2 separate regions of the Homo sapiens genome follow, and region 2 is linked to region 1. The links are chromatin contacts, found by Hi-C in ENCODE. All regions are on one chromosome and are shown on one strand. Each heading gives the region's core, a stretch centred on a gene start or an enhancer-like site at or near the end of the contact. The rest is flanking DNA. Distances are from core to core; before and after follow the strand shown.

The links. A loop is a pair of places that touch in the nucleus more often than their neighbours do. Pooled maps may share reads with other maps.
Region 2: a map of CD8-positive, alpha-beta T cell shows a loop between it and region 1 (7-fold over the local background). The contact joins the promoter of CHCHD4 here to the promoter of TAMM41 in region 1. A Hi-C loop is called at or near these places in 1 of 168 maps with a recorded cell type or tissue (CD8-positive, alpha-beta T cell), 2 of 37 single-sample maps with no recorded cell type and 6 of 50 pooled maps.

The regions. Positions count from the first base shown.
Region 1 is chr3:11,845,460-11,852,023 of GRCh38, forward strand. TAMM41 (TAM41 mitochondrial translocator assembly and maintenance homolog) reads right to left here and starts at 1,426. Exons shown (of 8, transcript NM_001284401.2): 1 at 1,043-1,426. The coding sequence starts at 1,177.
Region 2 is chr3:14,122,363-14,126,119 of GRCh38, forward strand. It overlaps CHCHD4 (coiled-coil-helix-coiled-coil-helix domain containing 4), which reads right to left and starts at 2,508. Exons shown (of 3, transcript NM_001098502.2): 1 at 2,293-2,508. The coding sequence starts at 2,314. TMEM43 (transmembrane protein 43) reads left to right here and starts at 2,690. Exons shown (of 12, transcript NM_024334.3): 1 at 2,690-2,843. The coding sequence starts at 2,832. RefSeq lists enhancers at 1,265-1,364, 2,133-2,867, 2,735-2,934, 2,868-3,602, 3,035-3,324 and 1 more and silencers at 1,925-1,974, 1,985-2,544.

The DNA.
Region 1 (6,564 bases), core at 176-2,675:
CCTGCTCTGTAGAGTGTGACTCTACAGACCACTGGGGACACTTGAGATTTGGTGGCGAGGCAGGTATGGAATAAACATGTTTTTTAAAAATGTGTAATTATGTTAAGGTAAATTCGGGAAAAATAACTAGCCTATAATAACCTATAATTTCTCATATGCTGCCAATTTAAAGAAAAATATTAAATAGTAGTGTAAGTGGGAAACAGAGGAAATCCAAGCAACAGCATAGATGGCCTCACCAGGAAGTGAACAGGCAGGATGTTAATCAGAAGACAGACTACAGTCAGGTATCCAGACGCAGGGGGCCCCATTAAAACCTGCACACTGAATTCTGCAAATTACAAGGAAAACTGTACCCTTACTGAGGCTGTGCTGAGCCAACTCTGAAAAGTAACAATGCCTAGTCTCAAACAGACCGTTGTTAAAAGTGCTGAGCGAGGGTAAATACACTGGTCACGCACTAACTTTTGATGTTAGTTACTTTCACTGCACCTGCCCTGGCCCTACAACCAGTCCGCCAACTTCCTGAAGTCAGAAGATCATTTTGCATTTTCTCCTACATTTATAGAGGTGACTCTCAACAAACTTGGCTGCGCATTAGAATCACCTGGGACGTTTCTTAAATTCCTGAAGCCCAGGCCTCATCCCAAACCAATTAAATCAGAATCTCCATCGGCGGAAGCCGAGCATTAGGATTTTCTTAAAAGCTCCCCAGAAAATTCCGATGTCCAGCCGACTAAAACACTGAAAGAACCTGATAACGATTTCTTTTCCTTTCTTCCATTTGCCCCTGCAGCAGTTTTTCCTTCTGCCTAACTGCTTCTCCTGCTCTAGACCCACGTGGATTCCTAAGTATCCTTCAACACCGTCGCTTCAACTCGCGCTGTCGTTATACTAGGAAGGCAGGCCTATGGTTCACTCTGCTAGTGGACACGTGGAGTGTGCAGAGCGGACAGGCAGCTCTCCGACTCTGAAGGAATCGAGGGCAAAACGGGACTCGTGAGAACAGACAGTTCCCCGTCGTGGGGCTGCCCGGGCTCACCTTCTGGTCTGAACTCGGCCCTGCCTGGCGGTACACCCCGGAGCCGTAGACGAAAGCCAGACTCAGCTCCTCGGGGAAGTGAGACAGGATCTTGCGGAAGGTCACCCACGAGCTCTGCAGCGTCTGCAGCGCCATGGGGTCGAGGCTAACAGGGGACACTCAGCGCAGCAGGGCGAGGACAACCGGGCGGGGAACAGACACCGGGTAGGCGGTTTAGGGTGGGAAATGGAAGTCGGAGACTGGATCGAGGGACACAAGGCTGAGTGTGGGGTGGGACTGCAAGCACACGCAAGGATTGGGGCGTTGGGCCACGAAGAGCAGCGGCGAGAAGACGCAGCCCAGATAGGCTCGGGTGGGCGGCGGTCGCACAGGCAGAGCTTCCGTCCCTTGCTACGCCCCACGCACGCACAGGCGCTTCCAAGACGCAAGAGGCGGTGCTCGCCTTAGTGTGGGGAACGCGAGGCTTTGCATTGTCCCCTCGTGGTCGGAGGAGTGCCCTACAGGCTGGCGGCTAGGTTGCGACTTGGACAAATCGGCGGAGGCGAGCGTCACCCGACTCCGCGGGCCCTGAGCCTTGATAGCCTCTGTACTTCTCTCTTCAAACTACGGTTTAAAGAATGACTATAAAATCGGGAGCGTATTGAAGGTTTTTAAGTGAGGCGACACTCACATAATATGGAACTAGCCGTTCTGAAATGGACAGTGTAGTAGCATGTAGTGCCTTCACAATATTGTGCCCCCATCATCGCTCTAGTTCCAAAATTGCAGATTTCGAAGATTTGGAAAAACACAAAATTAAAATGATGCCCAATCCCGCCATGTAGAGAATACCACCGTCAAGATTTGACGGAGACTTCTTCACGCTAAAGCCCTTTTCAAATACAAGGGTGGATATGGGAGTGCACAGACGTTCTCTGATACTTGCATTTAATTTCAAGGGTGGATCACAGTTTTTGCCCCCTTGCCTTGTGGAATGGTCTCACAAAGGGTGCTTCAAATGCAGTTTCTGGAGGAAACAGGACCCTAGGAGTAGAAAAATCTTACAGCTCTCCTCTTTGTATAACTGGAGAAACTTGCTGAAGATTACCATTCAGGAGGTGGTTTGACTTCCAGGACAGAAACTTTTTCAACTACCCTCTCCTTCCTCCCCAAAATACACTACCTCTCAAAAATAATAGAAATAGTAATAGCTAACATTCAGGTAATGTTGACACATTTTCACATGCACTTCTCACTGAGCACCCTCTAGTGCCCTGTGGCAGGAGGGCCTTGGTTTTACTGATGGCCAAGCTAAGGCTTAGAGAGGTAAAGCCAGGTGATAGGATCACATCAGCCTGTGGCAAAACTAGAGCTAAACCCAGGTCTGGCTCCAACTCTGGGATTTTTTCGGAAATTCTGCTCTGTCCTTGAAGGGTTTTGAGCAAGGACTTATGTAATTCACATGTTAGCCTGAATTGTGGGGGACTGATTAGACAGTTGTTATCATAGTTCCCCCATGAACTGGAAACGGCTAGGCCAAGGTCTTAGGAGCAGGGATGGGATTAAATCAATTGGAAAAATGATTACTTGCACTCACACTCTGGGCCTGCACTGAGATGAAGAGATCTGAGCTGCCTGCTGCCCTGCAGGAGCTAGGGGTCTGTAGAGGAGAGGAGACAGAACTGCAAATCAGAGTAGAATTTGGGTAATGCAGCCAGGTACCCAGCACAGTGCCGGAATGTAATGTCCCTCCAATGGGAACGTCAGTCAGTTCTGGGTGTTGGGGAAAGGGACCAGAAGAGGTTTCACAATGATGGCATTTTGAGCCAGGCCTGGAAGCTGGGTAGGAGTTTATCAGGTAGAAGATAGATGGGAAAATTCAACCAAGAAAGAATTGAAAGGACTCGGTGACAATAATACTAATAATAGGTGTCATTATTAAGCACTTAGTATGCCCAGGCACTTTTTAGACTTCTTTGGGGCTTTTCTGTTTTTGTTTTTTTTTTGAGACCGAGTCTTGCTCTGTTGCCCAGGCTGGAGTGCAGTGGCACGATCTCAGCTCACTGTGACCTCTGCCTCCTGGGTTCAAGCAAGCATGCCTGGCTAATTGTTGTATTTTTAGTAGAGATGGGGTTTCACTGTGTTGGCCAGGCTGGTCTCGAAATCCTGACCTCTAGTGATTTGCCCACCTCAGCCTCCCAAAGTGCTGGAATTACAGGCGTGAGCCACTGCACCCAGGCTTTTTATACTTGTTTCTTTTCATCACTCCAGAGATCCTATGAGGCAGGTTCTCTAAGATGATGATATTTTTCATACGAGGAAACAGAGGTCCTAAGAGGAGCAGTAAATGTTCCAAAGTCACACAGGAAAGTGGTGAAGTCGGGGTTTGAACCTAGGGCTACCTACCTCTAAAGGCCAAGGTCTTTACCACCATGTTTAAGTGTCCTCTACAGCGGCTTGCAGGGTGAGAGAAGGAAATGGGAAGAAAGCAGGCACTCAGGCATCAGCCAAGAGTCAGGAGCAGCAGCAGTAGCCGCAGCAACAAGCAGGAGACCAGGGCAAGGGAGCGGAGAGAGGCCGTTTGTCTGCGGCCCCTGGTGTGGGCATGGTCACTTCCGTTCATTTTTACTACATATCGCCCTTGCCCAGGGTGCCGGAATCAGAGTGCACTCACCGTGGAATTACACTGAAGCCTCTCACCCAAAGACAGTGAATAAATCTCATTACCAGCCGGTTCCTTTTTTATTTCCTTCCTTCCCTTGGGGAAATAATTCAACGTCATTGGATTTTTCCTGTTTGCAAAAGTAATCCATGTTCATAAAAATGTAAACATTATGAAATACATACATCATGCCCCAGAAATAGCCACGGTAATCTTTGGCACATATTCCTTCCAATATTTTTCTATGAATATATTAACATTAAAAACAATTTTAAGTGGATTCCTAGGATAGATACTATTTTGCAATTTGCTTTTTTTGCACTTAGCGTATCAGGGACAATGTTCTGTGTCAGAATATATAGATTTCCCTCATTCCATGTATTAGTAGCAAATTATTCTAAGATATGGATATGCCATAATTTTGTTTAAAATTTTTTGTTTAAAAGAAAGTGTTTAAACATTTTCTTTCTCTTTCTTTCTTTCTTCTTTTCTTTTGTTTCTTTCTTTTTTTTTTTTTTTTTTTGAGAGCGAGTCTTGCTCTGTCACCCAGGCTGGAGTGCAGTGGCACAATCTAGGCTCCCTGCAACCTCCACCATCCGGGTTGAAGTGATTCTCCTGCCTCAGCCTCCTGAGTAGCTGGGATTACAGGTGCCCGCCACCACATCTGGCTAAGTTTTGTATTTTTCGTAGAGACAGGGGTTTCACTATGTTGGCCAGGCTGGTCTCGAACTCCTGACCTCAAGTGATCCACCCGCCTCGGCCTCCCAAAGTGCTGGGGTTACAGGCATCCTGGCCTGTTTAAACATTTTATTGTTGATGGATGTAGGTTATTTCTAGTTTTCACACCTGCAAACAATGCTATCATGAGCATCCTTGTACATTTTATGTGCATGAACAAGTATTGCTATAAGACAGATTCCTAGAAGGGGAATTGCTGGGTCAGAGTGTCAGCACGCTGCTAAATTCCCCTCCAAAAGATGGTGCCAATTCACACACCCACCAGCAGAGTTCAGCCCTTGATAGAAATAAAGATGCTGCAATGTTTCTCCATTTGTCTCCCTTACAGGCGTTCACACCCAATTATCAGCAATTTTCATGTTCACAAACACTTTTCTTCCTGCAATGCAAAACCACCAGCTGGAAGGTTCCATCACATTCCTGTGTGCATTTTGCCTTTCCCCAGAAAGAGGCAGAAGCAACGTAGCCACGAACACATTTGTATTCTTCAGCAGAAATCTCCCTGCTCCTGGCCCTTCATCCACCCACTCTCTTTTAAATTACCATGGCTTGTGAAATTAGAGGCTATTAGGAAGACCCAGTGTTCTATATAATCGCTTTAGGGTTCTGTTGGAAAGCTTATACCAATGAAATAAACATGTTAGAGAGCCACTTACAAATATAGATAAATGCCTGGTGACTCGAGTGAATATTGGGCCTCATTCTTCTGATTTATCTAGCAGTTGTCTTTGTATTCCTTAATAATGACCTTGTCAGGCTTTCACTAGGAGAAGGTTCATCGAATCCATGTAATCCATTTTTTTTAAAGCCCTGTAAAAAAACATCTATGGCTTTAATGCTTTTTTTTTTTTTTTCTAATCAGTGTTTAAGTACAGGAGAGAAAAATGTTTGGGGAAGAATAAAAATCCAGGCTCAGTGGTTCTTACAATTAGCCACATGTTCAATTGGTCTGCTGATGGAGGGGAAGGAGAGGGGTCTTGATCTCCATCTTGTCAGAGGTGGGTCACCCTGTCCCATTTGTCCATTCTCGGCTGATTGATGGTTAGAACTGGGACAGACTGGGAGCATTTTTTCGTTTTTTCTTTTCTTTTCTTTCTTTTCTTTTCTTTTTTTCTTTTCTTTTCTTTTTTTTTTTTTTTTTTTTTTGAGACAGGGTTTCACTCTGTCACCCAGGCTGGAGTGCAGTGGCACGATCTCGGCTCACTGTAACCTCTGCCTCCCAGGCTCGAGTGATCCTCCCACCTCAGCCTCCTGAGTAGCTGGGATTACAGGCATGTACTACCACACCAGGCTAATTTTTGTATTTTTGTAGAGAATGGGGTTTCACCATGTTGTCCAGGCTGGTCTTGAACCCTTGAGCTCGAACAATCCACCCACCTAGGCCTCCCAAAGTGCTGGAATTACAGGCGTGAGCCACTATGCCCAGCCAACTGAGAGCATCTTAATACATCTTTAGTGTCTGATCAGGGGCTTGAAGGTACCACCTGGGTTGGAATCCAGGCCCCAGGATTTAATAGCTGTGTGACCTTGGACAAGAAGACTTAGCCTCTCTGTGCTTTCCTTTCCTCATCTGCAGCCTGGGGAGAGTAATGACACCTCACTCACAGGGTTGTTGTGACAGCAAATGAAACAGTATCTAGAAAGTACATAGAATAGTGCCTGGAGTAAGCTTTCAATAAACGGAGGACATCCTCCTGAATTCTTAAGAGACAATGTACAAAAGGAATTAAGAAGCATAATTATACCTACATCTTTATGGCGTTTAGCATTTTACACAAAGCACTTTGCAGACATGATTTTATTTAGCTCTTAAAACAAATCCTGGGAAATTAGTAGCTACTATTTCAGTTTTACAGATGGATAAACTGAAGCTTAGAAAAAAGAATTGATGTGCCTGAAGTCACAGGGCTAATGGCAGCTGCTAATACAGCCTCCAAGTCCAATCCCTTTCCTCTTGCACGAGAAAAATAACACGGGGTGTTCATTTCACCAAGGGACCCATTCATTCATTGATTCATTCTCCCATTGAAACCTTCCTCATCCTTTAGTCCCAGCTCAGCTATCAAAGTGTTCTGTTCTCTGTGCCTTCCTAACCCTTTGCTTTTAGCTCTCTAGCTCTTGTCTTAAATATCAGATATGTCCA
Region 2 (3,757 bases), core at 1,258-3,757, 2.3 Mb after region 1:
TATATGCCCAATGGCTGGCACATCACGTGTGCTCTATAATTGTTGACTGAACAGGAGTTGGCAGGCTCTGCATTAGAAAGAGGAAACTAAGAAAGAAACACTATGGTGCTGACACAGGAGAAGTGTGGCTAGCCCAAGGCCCAGGTGCGAGGCTGAGAGCCCTTGAATGCCAAACCAACGAGTTTAACCTGAAGGCTGGGTAGCAGGTGGACCCCTGAAATAAACTTGTACAGGCAAGTGATTCACTCAGAACAGAGGGCAGGTAAATGCATGATTCAATAAAGATGTGGGCACCCATTGTACACCAAGCCCTGTGCTAGATGCTGGGGATTCCACAGCCCATCTGATGCTCTCAGCTTAGTGCGAGAAGACAGGCAGGAAGTAAGATGGCAAAAAATAAAAAAGGTCATTTCAGACAGTTCAGGATGTGAAAGACACAAAGGGTCAGGAGGTGATATTGGAGCTAAATGTTAAAGGATGAGGAGTCAGCCACGGAAGAGCTGAAGGCAGGATATACCAAACCAAGGGAATAGCCAAGAGGCTAGAGGCTGGGCAGCAAAAGGGTGGGAAGAGACCAGGCTGGAAAGGCAGACAGGGCCAGATCACATAAGCTCTGATACAGTAAGCAGTTTGGGATCATTTTTTAAAAATCCTATGGGAAGCATAAAGGATCAGTGGGGGGCGGAGGGGGGGAAGTTAGGGACTTCTTACGGGGACAGTGGTATGCACAAGATAAATACTAAGGAAGGCCTATAAGTGAGTGCTTTCAATTCTCACTCCTCTCCGAACTAAGAGAGATCTTTGAAGCAGGAAAAGATAGGGCTCCATGTTTTGGAGGCAGATGGACCTAGCCTCCCCTTTCCAGAGAAAACTGCCTCCTGTAAATCCTCAAAGAGGAGGGTCTTGTTTATCAGCACAGCCTCATTATACCCAAAGGCTCAAAAATTATTTGCTAAATGAAGTAAATTAGAGAAAGACTCGAAATTAAAAACAAGAGTGGTGAGGGCAGAGGACTTTTGCTTATGGCACACATTAAGTAGTAATCAGCGGAAATATAATAGTACTCATTAAAGAGTGAGTCTTATGGCTTTACGACCCAGAGGAGGAGAGGTTCTAGAAGCAGACAGCGCCACCAGGGAAAAGGCTCAGAATTTTAGGCTGAGCTAGTCTCCTAACTGGATGTGTAACTACAGGTAGGCCACCTCCTTCTCTGGGCTTCAGATTGCTTGAATTAACTGACGGAGCTGGAGTATTCACCAAAGAATTTCTGGGGGACTTCCAACTCTCTCTGTAGTTTTATAACCATCCATCCCCCTTCTCTGGCGCAGAGAAGGTGCTTCATGAGTATTTGCCGTATCAATGAAGCCCAACATCTCATTTTACAACACTGGATACCAGGGCCTGGAGGGGTTAGGTGGGAGCTCAGGGCCAAGGAGCCAGTTTGTGGCAGTGTGTGGGGAGGCCCTCCGACCTGTGGCTCGGGTACTTCTGAGCTCTTGGGTAGAGTAACATCAAGGAAGCAGTAGGTGGTCGGAGCTCAACTTTGGGGTGGGAGGTAGGCAGGGTTCTCCCTGCAATCCACTGGGCACTAGATTGGATAAGGCTCTTCTGGGGTCACAATGCCCAGGCTCAAACCCCAGCTCCACGATTTGCTGGCTGAGTGGCTTTAGCCATGTCTCCTGTGTCTAACTTTACTCTTCAGTAAAATGTGACCAACAACAGAGCCTGACTTACAAAGGTCGCAGCGAGATCTGTGAGACAAGCCAGGCAAGTTTCCTTGAACAGTGCCTGACAGGTAGCAGGGGGCTCAAAAACATTCCCGTTAGTGGAACTCCTAGCACTCCAGCACAGCACACGCTACCCCGAGTGGCAACTTTTCGGGACGCGCCTTTTAAAGGCGCGTGCAAAATGTAAACACGTGGGGTATGGCAGGAGCGGTAGTGATAATTAACCACCATACATTCCCAGTTTCGAGCCACACGCAACGTGCTCGGCACTTCCCGTGCCCCAACCGGACCTAGTTTACGACTTCCTACGCACAGGCCCCTCTGAGGTCAGGGTTCGGGCTTCACTGTGACCTTGGACCAGCCCCGTTCCCCCCAGAGCTTCGGTTTTCTCATCCGCAAAACAGGAGTAGCGACCCCCCAGCCGGCCCGCCTCCGAGTGTCCCAGGGTGGGCACCTGGGCCGCGCCTCAGGTGGCCCGCGCCCGGCGTGGTCGCGGGGCGCCGGGGCCCGCGTGTCTCCCGCAGGCCCTCGTAGGCCGGTCTCCGTGGCAGCCCGCCCTCCCTACCTTCCTGCCGGCAATAGGACATGGCTGCAGCCCGTCCCTGAGACCTTGCAGAAGCGGCGGTGGCGGCAGCTGCACCTTTACGCCGTGACCTCCCTCTCCTCTGGCAGGGCGGGCTCCTCCGAAGCCCGCGCGGACCCGCCCCCTCCCAGGCCTGCCCGCCGCGCGCCTGCCTCGGCGCCCTCGCAACCGCGGCCAGGCCAACCTCAGCCGGAAACTACATTTCCCAGCAGGTCGCGCGCTCCTCGACAGCTCTCCAGGCAGTAGAAACTACATTTCCCCGAAAGCTTTGCAGTGCGCAGGCGCATCAATGAGGTACTGCAATGTCCCGGACCGTATAGTTTCCAGGACGTCTCGCCGCGCGCATGCGCAGAAACACTGGGCACAGGGGGAGGTAACTGCAGTAAGTCCCGCTTGGCCCTGGAGTCCACGCGGATTTTCGAAGCTGGGGCTGGCAAGAGGCCGCTGGACACCACGCTCCAGTCGTCAGCCCACTTCCTAGCTGAACAGCGCGAGGCGGCGGCAGCGAGCCGGGTCCCACCATGGCCGCGAATGTGAGTATCCCCGGGCCAGCCGGGCCACACCCAGGCTTCCCCGTCGCCCTGGGGCTTTTCCCCGGGGTCCTCTAGGTCCATTTCGCCGCCTGGAGCTCCTCCGTGCGGCTAGGCCCGCATCTCCCTCTGCTCGCCGTGTCTGTGCCTTCGCCAGCTCATCCCTCTGCTCATCTCGCGGCCTGTCCAGGCTTCTTTTGTCCGTGTTCCTTGGCTCGCCTCGTCCTCGGCGTTCGTGCGGAGGCGGACTCGGAGGTGTTGCTCCCGTACTGGGATCTGCTTGTACGCCTCTCCGCGGCCCCTCCTTGCATTCCCAGTTCCCTCCTGTACCTTGGGGCCCTGAAACTTGCGCATTATGAGAGCTGGACGCGACCTCAGAGAGGGCGCCAGTCCCTTGGGAGGGAGGAAGGCGATCCAGCCCAAGTGGAGCTGTCCAGCAATGGACAGACAGGGCTGTCCAGGCGGGCAGAGAGCTCTCCGCCCTAGGGAGTCTCTGTAAACCGAGTCTGTGATGCTCCAAAAAGCTTAGGCTGGGCTGGGAGCGAAGGAGTTGGGGGAGAGGGAGCATTTCTCTACTGTCGGGGCCCCTCCTCCCCCTAGCAAGGATTTGGTTGGAGGAGGCCTGGCTGAGGGCTGTTCCCTCAAGGCCTCTTCTCCCTGCAACTAGCCTTTCTCGGGAAACTATTTAAGCCCAACATTCATTCAACAAGCAGCGCCTCCTACCAGGGCGCTGGGTGTGGGAGAAGCTGGTGACTCACCTCTCCCCTCCTCTGTGAAAGTGCTTCTAGGGCCCGCTTAGGAGCCCAGCCAGCCCCAGACACACCCTCCCTCCTGCTTTGGTAGAGTGTCCTAGCAGCTCTCCCCTTGCCTGTCACACCCTATTTCCAGACACCGCCTCTGTCCCCAAGCGTCCTCTC